Regions from separate parts of the Homo sapiens genome. Here region 2 is linked to region 1. Evidence: read pairs that join two places in POLR2A ChIA-PET (ENCODE). Cell type or tissue: OCI-LY7. All regions are shown on one strand. Links, peaks and the distances in the headings refer to the core of each region. The heading gives the core; the rest is flanking DNA. Region 1 overlaps ATP2B2 (ATPase plasma membrane Ca2+ transporting 2). Region 2 overlaps ATP2B2 (ATPase plasma membrane Ca2+ transporting 2).

Region 1 (9,202 bases), core at 755-8,754:
CTTTTTCCATCCTGTCTTGGGTTGGGAGGTGGGGAGCAGCCTCTTGGTTGCCACCTAAGCCAGAGAACCAATGCCTTCATTTCCAGCGAACCTTTCTACTCAGAGCAGAATGTGTCTCAGACCAGAATGTGAGGGCCTTGCCCCTGGAGGCTAAGTGGAAGGTAACAAAGACAACAGGCTCAGGGACAGCAGAGAGTTCAAGTCCAGGCTCTGCCCCTCACCTGCAGAGTGACTCGGCAGTCCACCCCTCCACTCTGAGCCTCAGTTTCCTCCAGTTTGAGGACTAGATGAGATCATTGAGCGTGGAGGGCAGCATGTGCCCTGCACACAGTAGGTGTTCTACAGAGGTCAGCTTGGGTGGCTGTTACTGCTTTCTGTGCCCTATGAATGCAGCGTAGTGTTCCTTCCTCTCCTTTGAAGAGTCTCCAGTGATACCCGCCATGAGACCCCAGTTTCTTATCTGTCTAATGCTGATATGTAACAGCCCCTCCTCCTAGCACCCTAACAAGCCGAGCTGGTGCCCACGGAGGCATCTTGTCAGCAAGTTATTATAATGAACAAGGCCCTGTTACTGGCCCTCAGCAGGGTGACAGAGCAGGGTGGGGTGCTCCAGGGTCTGCCTGTGATGAGAAGCCACCAGGCCTGGGCTGCTCAGCCTAGAGCCAATGTCTGAGCTCATTCTGTGGTCCCCACTGTGCCCTGCCAAGGGGGAAAAAAAGCACTGTCCTTCTGTCCTGGGAATGGCCAAAGAGCTTGCCATCTGAGAATCTGGGTTCCGCACACCCCCTCTGTGAGCCTTCATGACTTGGTTTCTGCATCTGTGCAGGGAGAGGCTGGCATTTACGTGCCTGAAAGGAATCACTGGAGAGTGTCTGTCTCTCTGTAAAGCACTTTGAGATCCTGAGACCCCAGAGACCAAGAGGCTAGATTGTTGCAAGCGCACACACACACACACACACACACACAAAAGCATGCACGCACACACACACAGGCACACACACACACAACATCGGGATATCACTCAGATCCTACAAGGAAAGGGACAAGGTGGGTGATACCACTTAAAAAGTGAAAACAGATACCTTGCTTAAGGCAAGCTCTTTAGGTCTGACCCAGAACCCCTCAACCCTTATTTTAGATACAATTCTAATGAGTTTCCTGACATAGACTTCAAATCTGAGGCAAACCAAAACACAGTGAGAGATAAGTTATGCTGAAAACAGGAAGAAGTGGCACCTAGTCTCGAGGGGACAGAAAAGAGAACTCTGAAAAGCAGAAGTGAGTTCCAGAAGCAAGGCATGGCATGTCGGAGAGTCACTGTCATGGCTGTCAAGGCCTCTGTGACACTGTCCAGCCAGGCCAGGGTGGAATTCTTACTCCCCCATCTGAGAAGGTAGTGTGTCCTGCATCATATACAGCTTTCTACCCAGAGTAGCAAAAAAATAAAAACAGGAAAAAAAAATGTGTGCCTGGAGAGCCAACCTTCCAGCATCCAGATTCTTCCAGCACCAATCAAAGGACAAAGGACCAGCAGTGCCGCATTCCCTCGCTGCTAGAACTGGGTGGGCATAGCTGCTGTCTACTTCCCAGACTGGGTCCCAGCTGTCCTCCTGGGGTCACCTTTGCTTCCCCAGTGAGGCCATGGCTTCAGGGGGCTTTTTTTTCCAATTTTTAAAATTATATTAATAGTAAAATACACATAACATAGAATTTACCATTTTAACCACTTGTAAGTGTACAGTTCAATGGCATTAAGCACCTTCACGTTTTTGTGCAACCATCACCACCATCCATCCACAGAACTCTTTTCATATTCCCAAACTGAAGCTCTGCACCCATTAAACACTAACTTTCATTTCCCTTCCCCAGCCCCTGGCACCCACCATTCTACTTTCTATCTCTGAAGCTGATGACTCAGGGGACCTCATGCAGGTGGAATCATATAGTATTTATGGTCCTTTTGTGGCTGGCTGGCTCACTTACTTACTGCAGTATCCTCAAGGTTCATCCATGTTGTAGCCTGTGTTCAAGTTTCTTTCTCTTTAAGGCTGAATAATATTCCATTGAGTGTATAGACCATATTTCTCCCCTCTCTTCAGCTTATCCTCCCTCTGAAGCCCTTGCTTGCTGTTGGACAAGTTGCTCTCTGAGCCTGCATGGTGGAGAGGCTGCCTGCAAGCAGCAACAAGGCTCTCTCATGAAACAATAGCTGACACTGAAGCCCCAAAGATAAAACAAATAAAAGTAGAGCCATCCTGACCAAAGGCCTCCTTCACCCACCATAGCTACACTTCCAGCCCCTGGAAAGAATGTCAGGGTCCTTTGGAACCCAGTTTGAGAAATCTAAAGTTCTAGGAAAGTGGTTCTTAACCTTTCTTGCAGCATAGACCCCTGGAGTAGTCTGGTATCATCATGTGCCACACCTATTCCAAATAAAGCCTTGAAATGCATAAAATGAAATGCATGAGGTCCCACAAGATCCCACTGAGGTCACAAAGGAAACCAATTATATTGGCATAAAGTAGAAAAAAAATATGTGGTATAGTAATGAGTGTACTTTATTAGAACACTGAATAACAAGATCTAGCAAGCAGTTGCATAACCACTTTATTTATAAAATAGAGATGAGCACCAACAATGCTGCAATAGCTGTAAAGTGATATGAAAAAATCTGTGATTTTTGTAATGTGTGTAGTGGCATCATGGACACTGATAACACTCCTGGAGTTTGATGTCTACATCTGTAAGGGTGGTAGAGGAGTGGGGAGAAGGAGACAGAAGGAGGAAGTGACCCTCCAGGGCAGGTAGTAGGTGGTGGGCCTGGAGATGTTTGGGGTACCTGAGAACTGATAGGTAGCAGTGTTTCCACCCCAGCACTGTCCTGAGGTGAAAGCATCTTGAAAGAGCCCACCACACACACAGTGTGAATCTTAACCATAGGTGATGCCCCATGACCTCTGCAGGCAAAGAGCCAGGAGCTGACTGAGACCACATTTTTTCACTCCTTTGGGGAGACGGCTTCAACCATGCAATGGTAACTTGGCTTTTGTCCCCTTTCCCAGGAACCCACGTGATGGAGGGCTCAGGACGGATGTTGGTGACTGCTGTGGGTGTGAACTCTCAGACTGGCATCATCTTTACCCTCCTGGGGGCTGGTGGTGAAGAGGAAGAGAAGAAAGACAAAAAAGGTAAGCCTAATCCCCTTGCAGACCAGGAGAGGAGCTCTTAAGGCCACATTTTTTTTTTGTTTATTTGTTCACTCAACAAAATAGTTATTGAGTGCCTTCTACGTCCGCACCCTGTGCTGACAGCCACCTCCTGCATCCTTAAGGCCTGCATGGGCCAGGTAGGCTCTGTCTGTTCCATCTCCAGGTCTTGTCCCAGTCTCTGTCTTGTCCAATCATGTCATGGAGGCCCCTCCTTCCCCTCCGGGCCAGGCCAAGGATGCTGACCATGTTGTTGAGTCTCCAGCCTCAAGTGGTGGAAACAGCCAGCATCAATTGGTCCCATCATCACTCCAGTATTGAGTAGAAATCCCCACCCATTGGAAGCATATTCCTTCCAATATTGTCAACTCCACTGAGCAGAAATGAAAATCCACCCAGCATAGATTCATCCAAGACATGGGCAGAGGAGATTCTGGGAAAGGTAGCCAGATGCATGGCTCCAAATCAACCATTATGAGTTTACTCTCCAGTGCTCCCAGACCTACCATCTTGTCTGAGTTCTGATTCTTCCTCCTCCTTGAAAATAAGATTCCTTATTCACTGGGCTCTCCTCAATGCAGCGAGCTGACCACCCAGGCTAAAACTGTCTCTCAGAACAGAGGGAAAGATGCTCAAACAAAAAGCTCAAGTCTCTTCAGGCCAGGCCCAAATCCAAAGGCCCAGGCTTCTGGTCCCAGCACAGCTGACTCCTTACCTGTCCCCACACTTGATCTCAAAGATAGCCCCCCTTTCACATTTTCAGTCTTTTGTCTCCTTCCTCAAGCACAAAGGGAGGATCTGTGACATTCAGAACTTCTAGAACCCCAGAAGGGAGATGAGAGGACAGATGCCTCCCCCACTGAGTTTTAGGGGCAGCCCTGCTCCCTCCAGCTCTCAGAGGCTAATCAGGCACAGAGCTTAGGTCGAGACTGAAGATTACTTGTTCCTGAAGGCAAAATCCATTTTCTAGGGGGTCCCCTAAGATTATGGTGGCCCCTCCAGCAGGACAATGGGGCTGAGCTGTGTTCTGGGAAATTAGAAGGCTGGAGAGAGTAAAGGGGTGCTGAGGCTGAAACTGAGGAAAGAGTCGTGACTAAGAGTCCCAGAGGACATAAGGAGAGTGTGCACATGCTGGGTTTGAATCTGTGGTAGGATGGCTGAGCCCTATTCCACAATGATAGCAGTTAGGCAGATCTAAGCAGGTAGGCAGGATGCAGCAGCCTGTACTCATTGTCTTCACCTCACTGAGGCTTGAGTGAGGGGAAGACGCCCCCAGACTCTTCTATGGGCCAGATCTGTGGTTTTTAAAATGCTAGCAGGGCCAGATCTGTGGTTTTTAAATGCCAGTAGGAAGACAAGTGTCAACTGCCCCAGAAGCACAGTTCAGGGTCCTTCGCTGAGCATGCACCTGCACTCCTGTGAGATGGAGATGTCAGAAAAATAGCCTCATGTAGAAGGAAGATGGGGAATGTGGAAGGGATGTGGCAGAGGAAGCCTGGGGGAGCAGTCCAGCATCTCAGGCCACCATGAGCAGCATGGCCTCAGCTGGGCCCCCTCTGCCCTCCCATCCCATCACCTCCACTAGGAACATTGCTTAGAGCCCGCCACATGTCCCCATTTCAGGATGACCCTAGGTGTATGGCCATGTGTGTATGCACATGTGTGTTTGTGTGTGTGCGCGTGCGCATGGGCAGATGAGGCTGTGTGCTTCTCCTTCATTAACATGTCTCAAAAATCATCACACAGGTGTGAAGAAGGGGGATGGCCTTCAGCTACCAGGTACAGTAAGACACCCTCAGGGTAGATGGGCTTTTAGAAATAGCAGCAGGCTTTGGTCATTGGGCCCTGCCCCTAGACCACCAGCACACAGCTGGAGGAGGCCACATGCCTGTGGGTGGCTCCACCCCCCAGACCCTCCTTTGTGCCCTCCTGTGATGCCAGCCCTGTGGGACAAGCCAACACCCCACTCCACCCTCTTGCCCTTACAGTGCCTCACCCTACCAGCCAATGCCAAGTGGTACCACCCCCATCTCTACACCACCCTTAGCCCTGCGTACCAGCATGCAAAGCTTGCTCACCATCATAGGACCCTCCCCTCAGGCCCTGCTCTCCCCACCAGCACCCCTGGGGAGCCCATGCCCTCACGCAACAGTGTGCTTCACCCAGTGGGGCCTCTTCCTGCCCATAGAACACTATTCCCTACCCACAAGAAAGAGCAAAAGGTGTGAATTTAGCCATCTCATATCACTTTTAATTTCTAAATTAAGAAAAATTCACTAGTGCCTTTTCCATCCCATATACAAAATGCAACATGCTTGATGTCACCTTTTAAATTTGGGGGGCATCTCACATGGGAGTTCCCAAAGCAGTCTCTGGAATGCCAGTTAAGGAAGGAGGCAATGGCCTGAATCAAGGGCATGAATCCAGTTAAGTCAAAGTCATCACCATTAGCAAATGTTCTTCCAGAACACCCTGATGCACAGAGATGGTGGTCATGGAGAATACTCATTCTGAGTGGTCCGTGCCCACGCTGCACTGCCTAGTGAATATTTTTCCACTCCTGGCCCCCAATGGGCAGCCAGATCTCCTCATTTCATGGAGCCCTCTCTTCCAGGGGACTCTCTTGACTGGTTGGACCAGCAGGGTCCAGACCTCAGCACAGACCAGCACCATCCCAGCTAACCACCCTGGTCATCCACCATGCTTTATTTGAAAGACCCTCCATGTCTGAGTTTCTCCCCTCAACCTCTGCGGCATCTCTATGGAACATTTCACCCCCACCCCAAATTTGAGTTTCTTGGTTTCCAAAGGATAATTTTTTTTTTTAAGAATAGAGTCATGTTATCTCCCCACAAGTTGGTTCATGTCTTTGTCGTTGTTGCTTTTCTCCATTGTGACACTGCATTTTCCATCCCTCCCACCCCCCTGCAGCAGCAGACGGTGCGGCAGCTTCAAATGCTGCAGATAGTGCGAATGCCAGCCTAGTCAATGGTATGTCTCCCACGGCGAGCTCCTGGTCATGGTTGGATGGGCGTCTCTCACCCCCACCCCAACTTTGGGCTTTCTTTCCTTGTTCTGGACTGCACAGATCTCGGATGTGCATGGGCCGCTGGGACAGTCACCTTCTCACATGGGGCAGGCGCTTAAGACAGGAGCCACAGCCGGGGGAGTCAGCTCTGCAACCTGTCAGCCTCACAGCTGCCAAAAAGGTGCTGGCTCCTGTCGAGCCCTTGACTCCCCATGGAGCCCAGATAAGAGACGAGACTTTGGCTTCAGATTGGCTCCCAAGAAGGAGCGTCCCACCTGGCATGGCCCTCTCCTAAGTGTATTCCTGGCCCTGGCTTTGGGAAGAAGGCCTGGGATCAGGGCTTGGGCTGAAGCTGGCATCTGGGTCCCCAGCAAAGGCTCTAGTCCTCGACTCTAAAATTTCCTCGAGGCAAGGGGACCCAGGCCGGGATTCAGCTCCTTGGCCCTGTCCTGTAGCATGGCTGAGCCAGCAGTAAACAGTTTTTCCTCTTCTCTTTCACGGAGCCAACGGGCAGGGGGTTCGCTTGGGCTCGGGCCTGGTTCTGTCCTTCGGATGTGGACTGGTGTTTCTTGCTGTTGCCTGTGCTGGAGCGTTTGTCCTGGGTCACAGGGGTGGAGGGTGGGGGAGAGGGGCTGGCACTGTGTACTGGTGTCTGCATCTTAATCTCCTTACACGCAAGCAAGAAGGAGTTCCATTCACTTGCCCCCAAAGCCTTTAGAAGATTTCGGATTTCTATCCCCTTCTGGCTTCAGAGCAACAGACAAGGCTTTTGTTTACTCAGATACCACCCCTATCCCCAAATAAAGTGACATAATAGTCCCCCAGGCTACTCCTGAACTGTTGAGAGCCATTAGGGCTCCATCATGAAAACATTGCCCCAGAGGAGCTGAGGGCAGGGGAAAATCTTTTTCCCACCGTCTCTGCATACCAGGCACTGGGCTGTGGGTTTCTCATCCATTATATCATATCATTCACTTCTCACCACTCCTGCAAAATATGGAGACTTGTTCCCCGCAGCCTCCCATCCCCTGCCCTAGACCTCTCCCCAAGCCACCTGCATTCAAAGTGCCCAAAGATGGAAGCACCTAGTAGGTGTCGGGGCTGAGTAAGGCACTTCTGCGAGCAGTGCCTTGCCAAGAAGGACTAATTCTGGTATGGCTCTATTTCAGGCACAGGAGGAGGAAGGATGACAGCTTGGGGAGTGGGAGGTGTCATGCCTCAGGGAGGGGTGGCTGAGGGTGACAAGGAGAACCCATGTGGGCAAACCCATGGCTGAGAGAGAAGGAACCTAGAGGGGGCACCCACTTCACCCCGGCAGTGAGCCTGCTGAGCTTTGTGAACATACAGACCCCATCCAGGCTGGCCAGTCTCAGAAAAAAGGGCAGCTTTACTTCCAGACTGCAGCAGAAAACCCCAAATATCCCAAGAGAAACTGTAGGAAACGTTCATTTCTTGACCACCTACTGTATACCAGGCACTGCTGAAAGCATTTCATATTCACCATCTCATTTAATCCTCATGACACCCCCATGATACAGGTTTTATTGTCCCCACTTTAAAGATGAGGAGACTGAGGCTCAAGGAGACCAAGACACTAGCCTAAGGTCACAGAGCTAGAAAGTAGCAGAGCTGGGATTTGAACCCAGAACCCAGACCTGGCTGGCTCTAAAGTGTGTGCTTCTCCTCCTGATCCAGGATTTCCCAGTGGAGTGTGTCTTGTAAGTTTCACAAGGATGTTAAGAGGGCTTTACCCCAAGAAAAGGATTCTGTGGTCAAAGATGTTTGAGAACCACTGGATTGAATTGATCTCTTCCTGGTTACAGAATTAGTCCTGGTTACAGGACTGCTCAGAGCCTTGAATATGCTGGTGTGTAGCGGAGAGTTACAGAGTCACATAGAGTTTCCTAGGCTGATTTGACTGCAAGACCTTTCCTGGCTGAATCCTGTGGAATTGGTCTGCCCCATAATATACTCTGGGAAATAATGCTCTAAGCCATTGCTATTCAAAATGTGATCACAGGACCCAAAGCCTGCACATCACCTGGGAGCTCCTTAGAAATGCAGAATCTCAGTTTTTTATTTTATTATTATTATACTTTAAGTTTTAGGGTGCACACGTACCCTAAAACTTAAAGTATAATAATAATAAAATAAAAATTAAAATTAAAAAATTAAAAAAAAAGAAATGCAGAATCTCAGACCCCACCCCAGACCAACTGAAGGAGAATCTGCATTTTAACAGGCTTTCCAGACTCCAGGTGAGAGCACATTACAGGTGGAGAGGCACAAGGTGGAACCTTGCCGATTGAGAGAGAATTAAGTGTTCTTTCCCCTCCTTCCTCTGAGCCAGATCACAATGACTTGGATATGGAAAAAAAAAATTAGGGTGATAATTTTTCCCTTTGACCCTGCTCCCCCAAGCCCCCAACTGAAAAATGGGTGTGGTCCATTCATCTTGGAAGCATTATGATTGCCATTATTATTTAGTTATTTTTCTTTTACATTACTAGTGTGTCACTATGTAATACATGACCTGTAATCATGGTTATAATCACAGTTAATTATACATCATGAGGCCGGGCGCAATGACTCATGCCTGAAATCCCAGCACTTTGGGAGGCCAAGGCAGGTGGATTGCTTGAGGTCAGGAGTTGGAGACCAGCCTGGGCAACATGGTGAAACTCTGTCTCTACTAAAAATACAAAAAAAAAAAAAAATTAGCCGGTCATGGTAGTGGGCACCTGTAATCCCAGCTACTTAGGAGGATGAGGCAGGAGAATTGCTTGAACCCAGGAAGTGGAGGTTGCAGTGAGCTGAGATCATGCCACTGCACTCCAGCCTAGGAGACAGAGTGAGACTCTGTCTCAAAAAAGAAAAAAAAAATTATACATCATGGGCTGGGTACAGTGCTTCATGCCTATAATCCCAACACTTTGGGAGGCCGAAGCAGGAGAATCACTTGAGGTCA
Region 2 (9,202 bases), core at 727-8,726, 70 kb before region 1:
GATCTCTGGCTTTCTGCCAAGGAGACTCTGGGTGGAGATAACCAGGGCTCAAGTGTGGAAGATGAGTGCACAGTCACCAAACCAGGGGCACCTCTGCTTTAGTCTAGAAGAAGTAGAACAGTGTCTGGCCACAGTAGTGAGAAATAGAAGCTAAAAGACACTTCCACCCATGCACATACGCAAATCCCTGCTGGTACCTGCATCATTCTCATTTCCTCACTCCTTTGAATCCAAGAGTCCTACTTTCTGCTGTTTTAATGCCTCTTTCTCAATATAGCTAGATTTCCTAGCATCCGCATTCTTGGAACACATAGAAAGACTTTCCTCCAAGCCTTAGCTTCCTGTTTCTCTGATCTGGACCCCAAAGGACTCACTCAACTATCCAAAAGTAATATCCCAACTTAGACACATCCCCTGGCACCTCTGTGGGTGAGTTTTTCCTCCCTCACCCCATGGAGGAAATAATTTACTAAGCTCAGTCAGACTGAGATGCTACCACTTAAATATGCTCCCAGTTCTGGCAGAAATCAGAAGGAAAGGACCACGCACAGTACAAAAGAATGAATCACTAATGGTGGAATTTCTGGCATCAGTGGCAGATGGCACTGATGGACTGAAGTGGGTCCACAGTGCATGCACTTCAGTGACCCTGAGTCACCTTTTATACAGTATCATTTTGTTAGCTCAGTCCTGCCCCCTAAAAGCCTAAAAAACAGGCTTTGAGCATCAGCACTAAAATATGGGGTCAGCTCCCCATGCTTGCTCACAGAACTCATGGAAAAGGCCCAGTGCCTTCCCCAGCGCCTACACCCAGCACCCTAGGTGTTGGAAGGGGGTTGCACCTTTCTCTTGGCTTTCCCAACCCCACTCTTCATTGGTCAGCATTGCTGTCCTGGAGAGTTCCTAGGGGCACTTAATAACATCCTGCTCTGTGTCAGCACCTCAGTGTGTGGACAGCTCCTTCACATGTTGTCCTTAACACCCACCTCCACCTCCCTAATCAGCACTGTGCCCTTGAGGACAGCTCCCAGGGAAGCCAGTTCCCCACTGCCAGCTTTGTCCTCCCCAGGGGTACTGTCTTTCAGCACCAGGACCACGTGGGCAGTTCTCACTCCCAGCCTAGGTTAGTCAACCTGCTGGGGAGAGAGGGGGCCTGTAGTTATCAGGTTCCCTGACCTCAGCTATCCAATCCCTCCCCAGCACTGACCTCCGTCCATCCATCAGCACTTCATTCCCAGAGACAGCTCCCTAGGCCCCAGCCCTCCATGGTCAGAGGTGAAGCCTGAGGCCTCACCAACCAGCCAGTGACCTGTTGTGTGTGGTCAGAATACTGACCGCAGAAGAACCCTGTGCCTCACTGTAGAAACCAGAAAGGAAAAACGGCAAAGAAGTTGGTCTGCTGGACAGAAGGGTGTGAGCCTAGGTTGCTGTTAAGAGTGCCTGTGTATGAGAGAGGGCTGGCCCTGCCACCCCTTAACCATAAGACCTTACACCAATCACTGCACACTCAGTCTGTCTTCTCCTGTATAAATGGCGGGGCTGGAGTACCAGTGCAAAGCATCGTTGTGAAGGATTAAACAAGCTAAGTGCATAAAGCAGTGCTGAGCACCTAGCAGGAATGATGTTGGTGTTGCTGTTATCATTTTTTGTTCTTCTTCCAAGCCTCTTCTTGTAATCCACAGGGACGGAGCAGACAGTGGGAGAGAATGAGGGGGATGAGGGCAGAAGAGGACAGTGTCATGTTGGCCAGTTAGGCCAGTTAGGACCTGGAGGCTGGAGGCAGCCAGTGCTGCAAAGAAGACCTCAAGAATTTCAGTGCAGCAGTAGGGAAAGAGTTGGGCAGTGCAAGAGAGGATGGTGGGATGTGGCTGAGGCATTTGGCTGAAACCAGAGTACAATGTCCAGAGCCGCTGGCCCATCCCAGGCAGGGCCACCATCCCCAGCATTCCCACGGCATGTTCCCTCTCTTGCAGCCCAAAGTGAAGCTTCCCCAACACTTTTCTGCCTCAAACAGGCTATCTTGTCTGGATCTGCTAGTGACTTTACTGTTTTAGCCTCATTAGAAACTCCACAAATATTTTTTAAGGAAATTATTTCTAAACATGGAACACATAAAAGGTACAAATTTTGGAAGGCAGGCACCGCAGTCAGAAGCCCAAGGGTGGGCAGTGGATGTCACAGATAGAAGGTGAATTCCGGTCAGGTCATGCCTTCCTGATTCTAGGGCATTTCTCCTTCCTTCGGCCTCCAGCCAAGCACGACTTGACCTGCAACTGGGATGTCCATTTCTGCTAGACACAAGGCAGCAGCAGGGAAGCCCTGGGAACTGTGCATGACCCAAGAAGCAAGGATCCTTGAGGGTGGGGCTAAAATAACCCTTCAACACTGAGCTTCTGTCCAGATTGCACCCTTATTTTACAGAAGAGGAAACTGAGGCAGGAAGGGCCATAGTGCAAGTTGTTGAAGGACAAGGGGATGCAAAGGAAAGGCAGAGGCTTTGGACAGAGAAGACATACTGAAACTATGCCAAGTCCTACCCATATGGCCGTGGCGATTGTGGCCTCTCTGAGCCCCAGCTTCCTTGCCTATAAAGTGGGGACAGCAACACCACACAGCCCATGGAAGGCACTTGCTAAGCAATTGCTGTTCATCATAGTCATCACACCAAGATCAAAACTGAGTGGATCTGATTCCTGCTGTTCATCATAGTCATCACACCAAGATCAAAACTGAGTGGATCTGATTCCTGCTGTTCATCATAGTCATCACACCAAGATCAAAACTGAGTGGATCTGATTCCTGCTGTTCATCATAGTCATCACACCAAGATCAAAACTGAGTGGATCTGATTCCTGCTGTTCATCATAGTCATCACACCAAGATCAAAACTGAGTGGATCTGATTCCTGCTGTTCATCATAGTCATCACACCAAGATCAAAACTGAGTGGATCTGATTCCCAGGGAAAACCCGAACCAAAAGTTGTGCAGAAATCACTTGACCCAGCCTGCACATCCTGACCATGGGGTTGAGGTTACTGGGGGGCTCTGTGTGGCAGAGTGAGCAGATGTTAAACAGCAGGAAAAAGGATCTGAGTGTCTCTCTTGCTCTCCTCATAGTCCCAGTGCCCGGGGCAGGGCCTGTGATGCAGCTCATTAGTTTTATTGGGTAGGTGGATGAACAGATGGATGGAGAGATTGATGGATTGACAGATGGACAGACAGCTAATGGTCAAGCAGACAGATGGAAGGATGGACGAACGGATGGATAGACGGATGGATGGTTGGATGGATGGATGAGCAGAAATGGAAGGTTTTTCCTGCCATCTAACATTGGCAACTCCTCTGAGAACAGAGGACAGTGGAGTGAGTTGACCCTGGTAGGAAGGTAAGGGCTGGACCTCCCCTTCCTCAGGCCAGGCGTGAGGGTGAGAAGCTCCACAGGAAGCCCTGGATCCCTCTCACTGCCTGCCCCTTAGACCTACGTCTGCCACCTGTGCCTTCAAGGCTGATGCAAGGCGGTTTCTTTGGGATTTTTTTTTAGATTTTCCTTTTCTGGTTAACAGAATAGGAGTTGTCTAAAAATAGCACTAAATTTGCTTCTGAGGTATTCATTTTCAGTTCCCTTCCTCTTTCCCTGTTCTCTCTTCTCAACTGTGAGAGTTTGTGAGATTGTCTTCTTCAGCTTTGAGCACATACACAGACACTCACACATCATGGGGCTTGCACACCCAGAGACAGGTGTGGCACAGATATCTTGGGCTTGCTCTCTCTCTCTCTCACACACACACACGCACACTCATGCTGACATGCTCCAGTAGACCTGTGTGGCACACCTTGTCCTTTGGGGTCACTCACACCAACCACATGTCCACTGATACATCATAGAGACCCTCTTTCCCACACACAAAGCACGGTCACTTACAGGCGTACTCTAAGACCAGCATTTGCACACTTCTTCTGACACAGGTGTGCCCCCAGACCCTGTCCCACTCATACTAAGAAAACCACCATAATGCACTCCCACTGACCCTGCACACCCACACTCATCTTGCATATCTATACTAGCCCTGCATACTCACACTAACCCTGCACCCACATATGCCTTGTACGCCCATACACCCTACACACCCACACTTAACCTGCACAGTCACACTAGCCATGCACACTCACACTGGTCTAACACACCCACACCCACCCTGCACACCCACATTTACCCTACACTCACACACTCACCCTACAGACACACTGATCTAGCACACTCACATTGGCATGCCTGCTTACATCCACACTCACCATCAGGCTCTCCCTCCTTACACACACGTGCAGAGGAAATTGCCTCCCCCAGAGAGGATATCTAAGAGAATGGCTGAGGCTCTCTGGGTGAGGACAAGGGAGGAGCTGTTGGCCCTCCACCCCCAACTGCAGGCTGAGTTCACCTGTTTCCTTGGGTTCAGCATGGAGGAAGAGGGTTCCCCATCACTGGGGCAGTGGGCCCCCTACAGAAAGGCCAGAATTTGCAACCAGGAGAGGAAAGCAAACATCCTACCTCATGGGAACTATAAGTAGTTCATCAAGACCAGAACAGAAGGGAAACTAGCCTTGTTTGCTGTGCCAACAAGCTGGAGGCCTCCCCAGCCACCTGAGAGGTGACAAGGAGCCTGGTGGGCATGGGAAAGTCAGAGCTGAGTTCCCTTTGAAATATGGCACTATGGGGTACATGCTGGTCTGGGAGCGATTGGAGGCAGGGAGTAAGTTAAATTTTCATAGGAGAGTCACCATTTAACAAGTGTTTCCTCGTTGCCAGAAACTGTGCTAGCTCTATCTCAATCCTTACAAAACCCTGTGAGGTAGGCTGTAGGGTTGTCTCCATGTTGGGGAGGGTCAACCAAGGCACAGAGGATTAAGAGCCCTGCCCAAGTCACATAACTAGTGACTGGCAGAGCTAGGCTTCCATCACTGGGGATCTTCAGACCAGACTTGTGCCCCACCTCAGTCATTGATGATTCAATGGAAAAGTGACCTTAAAAATACATATTAAGGTGGCACTTAAATTCAGCATGTCTTAAAACAGAAGAATTTGGCATCCAGAAGTTATTTTTAGCACATAATTCATGTACGACTGTCCCAGCTACCATCCTTCAGTTAGGATTTGAAAAGCTGTTGGTTTGGGGATTTGTTTTGTTTATTTTTTTATTCTTCCTTCGAAAGATAGATTCCTTCTTTGTTAAATTAACTCCACAAACAAAAAAATATTGCTCCTTCCTCTCCCAACCTCCCTTCTGGCAAAGACTTTTTATTAAGGCACCCCTAACCTATTCTTGAGTCATTGAAATGTAACAATACAGAGTAATTTAAATGCTAATAAGATGAAACTGAAATGCATAAATCCAATATTGTCAGAATGTTCTCCTGGATTCTGAAGGGCCTGGCACATCAGAGCCTGAAGGGACTCCAGAGAGCACTAATCCAATCCCTTCACTTCCCACATGGGGAAACTGAGGCCCAGAGAAGAAAGGGGCTTGCTCAGGGTCACACCACTGGAGCTGGGAAAACAAGGAGGAGATTCTCACTGGGCTTTGTCTCAGTTGGCTGTGTGACCCCTAGTGTGTTGCTCAACCTCTTTAGGCCAGGTCTGGCTATATGCCCTGTCCAGGCCTGTGTGCCCATTGCTTAGGGCAGGGGTGCTCACCTGTGCAGTGTTGAGAGCTGACTGCAAGTGAACCTCATTGCAACCATGAGGGAGGAACATTTGCTAATAACTAGGAGGAGGGGAGCAGGGGGGACTCAAGGAAGCCAGTGTTTCATTTTCTGCTCTGGGCCAGGAGCTGGCTCTCATTGAGTCCTTGCAGCAGCCTGTAAGACAAACAGGGTCATCCCCACTTTACAGAGGAAGCCCAGCAAAGTTAGATGACTTCTCCAAGGTCACATAGTTCATTTAGTCTCTCAGCCATAGAGTGGTAGGTCACATGATATTTGGATGAGGCAGCAAGAGCCTGAGAATCTTCTGGGGTTGTGGCTGAGGGAAGTCGTCCCAGCTTCACCCTCACTCTGATGCCTCATTACAAAGAGGGGAAACTGGGCAGTGGAGGGCAGTGCATGCATCTCAAAGAAAAACTATGACTGCTGATTTTGTTATCTTTCCTGACCCCCCAGAAAACTCTTAAGGTAGGCAGGGTAGGAATCACTAGCCCATCTTACAGATGAGCAAACTGAGGTCTGAGGACCTATCTAAAGTCACAGCTTCCACAGGCAGTAGACCCAACACCAAATATTTATTGAGTGCCTTCTGGATGCCAGACACTGCACTAGGTACAGAAGAGACATAGCAACTGCCCACATGATGCTCTCAGAATCCTGGGGAAAGAAAACAGTTAAGCAGGCTCAAGCAATACAGTGTGAAGTGTACTACAATCTGGGAGGCACCTGGGAGTCAGGAGCATTTATGCAGTCTAGGTGGTCAGGAAAGGCTTCCAAGGAAGGGAAACTGAGGCTGAACAGGACAGCAGCTGTTAGGGAGGCAAAGGCCCAGGTAGTGAAGAGTGTTCTGAACAGACACATGGCACATCTGCAGGAGTCAGGCATCTGAGGTATTCTAGGCAAACTATGGGGTCCTCAGTTCTGTCAATCTGTGAAAAGATCATTTGTATAATATCATACAAGTAGCTTTTGTGCTGGTGGACTTCACATTTTTCCAGCAAATCTTGCTGTCAGAGCAAGCACCAAAGTGGGCTCTACAGCTTGGAATGAAAAAACAAAATGCCCAGAAAAGGGGTGACCTCATGTTTGCACCCATGAGATGAAGCAGGGTTAGGGAACAAGCCACATCAGAAGAGGTAGAGAAGGAAGTATGAGATCAGTCGCCTTCAGGGTGGAGTTCTGATTTTTAATTGATTTTGTTATCCCAGAGTTCTGTCCCTCTATACTGGCTCACACTGTTTTCCTTCTGCACCTTTTACTAGCAGACAGTTGTGTATTTCAGTTTCTTCATGATTCATCTTTTTATTAAGTCCTTCTTTACCTGAAGAAAAAAAAATCCCTACTTGGAGCTGAGAGGAAAGGCATTCCTGGTTACCCCGGGCCAGTTCAGGTCTTCCTGCTTTGTGTGTCCACAGCACCTGGGGGTCCCCATGATGGCAAACTCTTCAAGTCATAGAAATCACTAATTTAGTTGTCTCTCTTCTTCACTGTGGGCTCGTAGAGGGCAGAGTTCCTCTCTGGATTGTTCAGTGCCTGGCACTGTGTAGTACCCAAAACACAATCATTGAATGGATGGTTGGATGGGTAAGTGGATGGATGGATGGATGAGTGGATGGGTAGATGGGTCGGTGGGTGGTGGGTGGGTGGATGAATGGATGGAAGGGTCAGTGAGTGAGCGAGTGCATGGATGGATGGATGGATGAGTGGATGGGTGGGTAGATGGGTGGATGGATGGATGAATGAATGGAAGGGTGGGTGAGTGGGCAGGTGGATGGGTGGGTGTGTGGATTGATGGGTGGGTGGGTGGATAGATGGTTGAAGATCATTTTTCATCTTATCACAGTAGTCATTAAAATCAACAGTAGCCCACTAACTCATGCCTACTGTTGTGATCACAGATATAATTGCTGCTAACGATTCTCATAGCTTGCTTGTACTGTCAGAGACGTAATTATCAGTGCCTGTAAGCCACTCCGCAGGTAGCACAGGCACAGATAGAAAACAGCAGCTCGGGTTTAGAAAGTCCCTTGTGGATTGCAAAGCACTTTCATTCACATATGGCACTTCATTTAAGTGTCATAAGAACCTCATGAGGGAGATTCACCAGGGGAAGCAGAAAAGCATCCTGATTAGGAATGTGTCTCTGGACCCAGACTGCCTAGGTTCAAATCCCAGATCCACCACTCACTAATCTTGTGATCTTGAGCAATTTACTTCATCTCTCTTGGCCTCAGTTTCTTCATATGTTCTAGGGATAATAGGTCTCATAAAGCGCTTTTATGGATTGACAATAATAATCACAATAATTTGAGTGCTGACTATGTTCTGGGCTTGGTTCTAAGTATTTTAAACGAAATAACTCATTTAAGCCTCATAACATCTATGAGGTAGATACTCCTATTCCCCTCTGCTTTTTGTAAGATAATGAAATCAAAGTTAATTTCCTTCCCATTCAGCTGGGAGATGAAGGAGCCAGAATTTGAACTCAGAATGAGTGGTTTCCAGAGCCCTATGCATAACGCCTTGCAGCGTCTCTGAGATAGATATTTCTGTAAAACACTCAGAGTGCTTGGCACCTAATAAGCACTCAATAAATGCTTATCATGTGCCAGTCAGGCAATGTTATATATCAGTAGCCCCAAATTATAGATGCTGAAGCTAAGACAGAGAATCCAGGTGACTAGCTCAGAATCACAGGTGATTTCTACTGCCAGTAAGTTTAGTGCAGGTGTGGGTGGTAAATGTTCACCAGCTTTGCCTTCACCCAATCCAGACTTGTTGCTTAAGCGTCAAGGACTGAGGCCTCCTGGGGCTCCAGGTCAGTCCCAAGTTCCTTCTGGACAGAAGGTCTGCATCTCCTCATCTCAATTCTTTTCCCTGAGTAAGCAAAGCCTGTTCTGGAAAGTTCTTAGTCAAATCACCTCCCCAGCGCTCACCCCTCCAGCGGGGTTCAGCCTTCCCCCAGCATCTGAGACCCATCTCTCCTACAAGCCCCAGCCACTGCATTGGCCTGAAGGACCCCTGACCTCATTTCCTTCCTTCTGCCCCAATTGTAGCCCATTTGCCTCACTCTATCCTTGTCTTACTCCTGCCATTTGGATTTTCTCTACCCAGCTTCCTGAACATACACCAAACACATTTACACTGAGCAGGCAGCAGGAAGAGCACTGCTTAATGTAAAAGCTCCCGCCCCATCCCTGCACGGACCTAGTGCCTCATCCAACCCTGAACAAGGGCCCACATGTTCTCAGAGGTCTCTCCTTGCCTCCTGTGGCTGGCCCTAGACTGGGGAGGGAGCCGTATTGAGGCTCTGCACTAGCTTGTAGCAGGGGGAGGAGAGCATTCGGCCCAAACCCAAATGCCAACACTCTCCCCAGAGAGGTTCAGCATCCTAGACCAGGCCCCTGCCAGGCCCTTCTTACAGGGTAGTGGACAAGAGTCCAAAGTCTAAGGTTGAAAAGATCTTCCACTCCGTGGCATCTCCCCACTGTGTGACCTTGGGCA

The links. ChIA-PET counts read pairs that join two places held together with the same protein. Peaks named below come from ENCODE experiments on the same cell type or tissue, not always from the same donor. Only the 100,000 strongest peaks of a DNase experiment are listed, where the experiment ranks them.
Region 2: POLR2A ChIA-PET joins it to region 1 with 11 read pairs; 1 of 35 experiments calls an interaction of 5 or more read pairs at or near these places.

The regions. Positions count from the first base shown.
Region 1 is chr3:10,382,263-10,391,464 of GRCh38, reverse strand. ATP2B2 (ATPase plasma membrane Ca2+ transporting 2) reads left to right here. Exons shown (of 23, transcript NM_001001331.4): 6 at 3,063-3,188; 7 at 4,953-4,985; 8 at 6,138-6,197. Among named protein-coding and RNA genes, the nearest start is that of MIR885, 7.7 kb to the left of the region's middle. RefSeq lists a silencer at 1,174-1,374. In OCI-LY7, for the core only: no CTCF peak of the experiment used is centred there; DNase peaks (open chromatin) are centred at 1,224, 1,934 and 4,500; H3K4me3 peaks cover 1,840 bases; H3K27ac peaks cover 3,885 bases.
Region 2 is chr3:10,452,147-10,461,348 of GRCh38, reverse strand. The region is part of intron 1 of ATP2B2 (ATPase plasma membrane Ca2+ transporting 2); the gene reads left to right. Among named protein-coding and RNA genes, the nearest start is that of ATP2B2, 49 kb to the left of the region's middle. RefSeq lists a silencer at 870-1,164. In OCI-LY7, for the core only: no CTCF peak of the experiment used is centred there; DNase peaks (open chromatin) are centred at 1,008, 3,548 and 4,498; H3K4me3 peaks cover 579 bases; H3K27ac peaks cover 1,545 bases.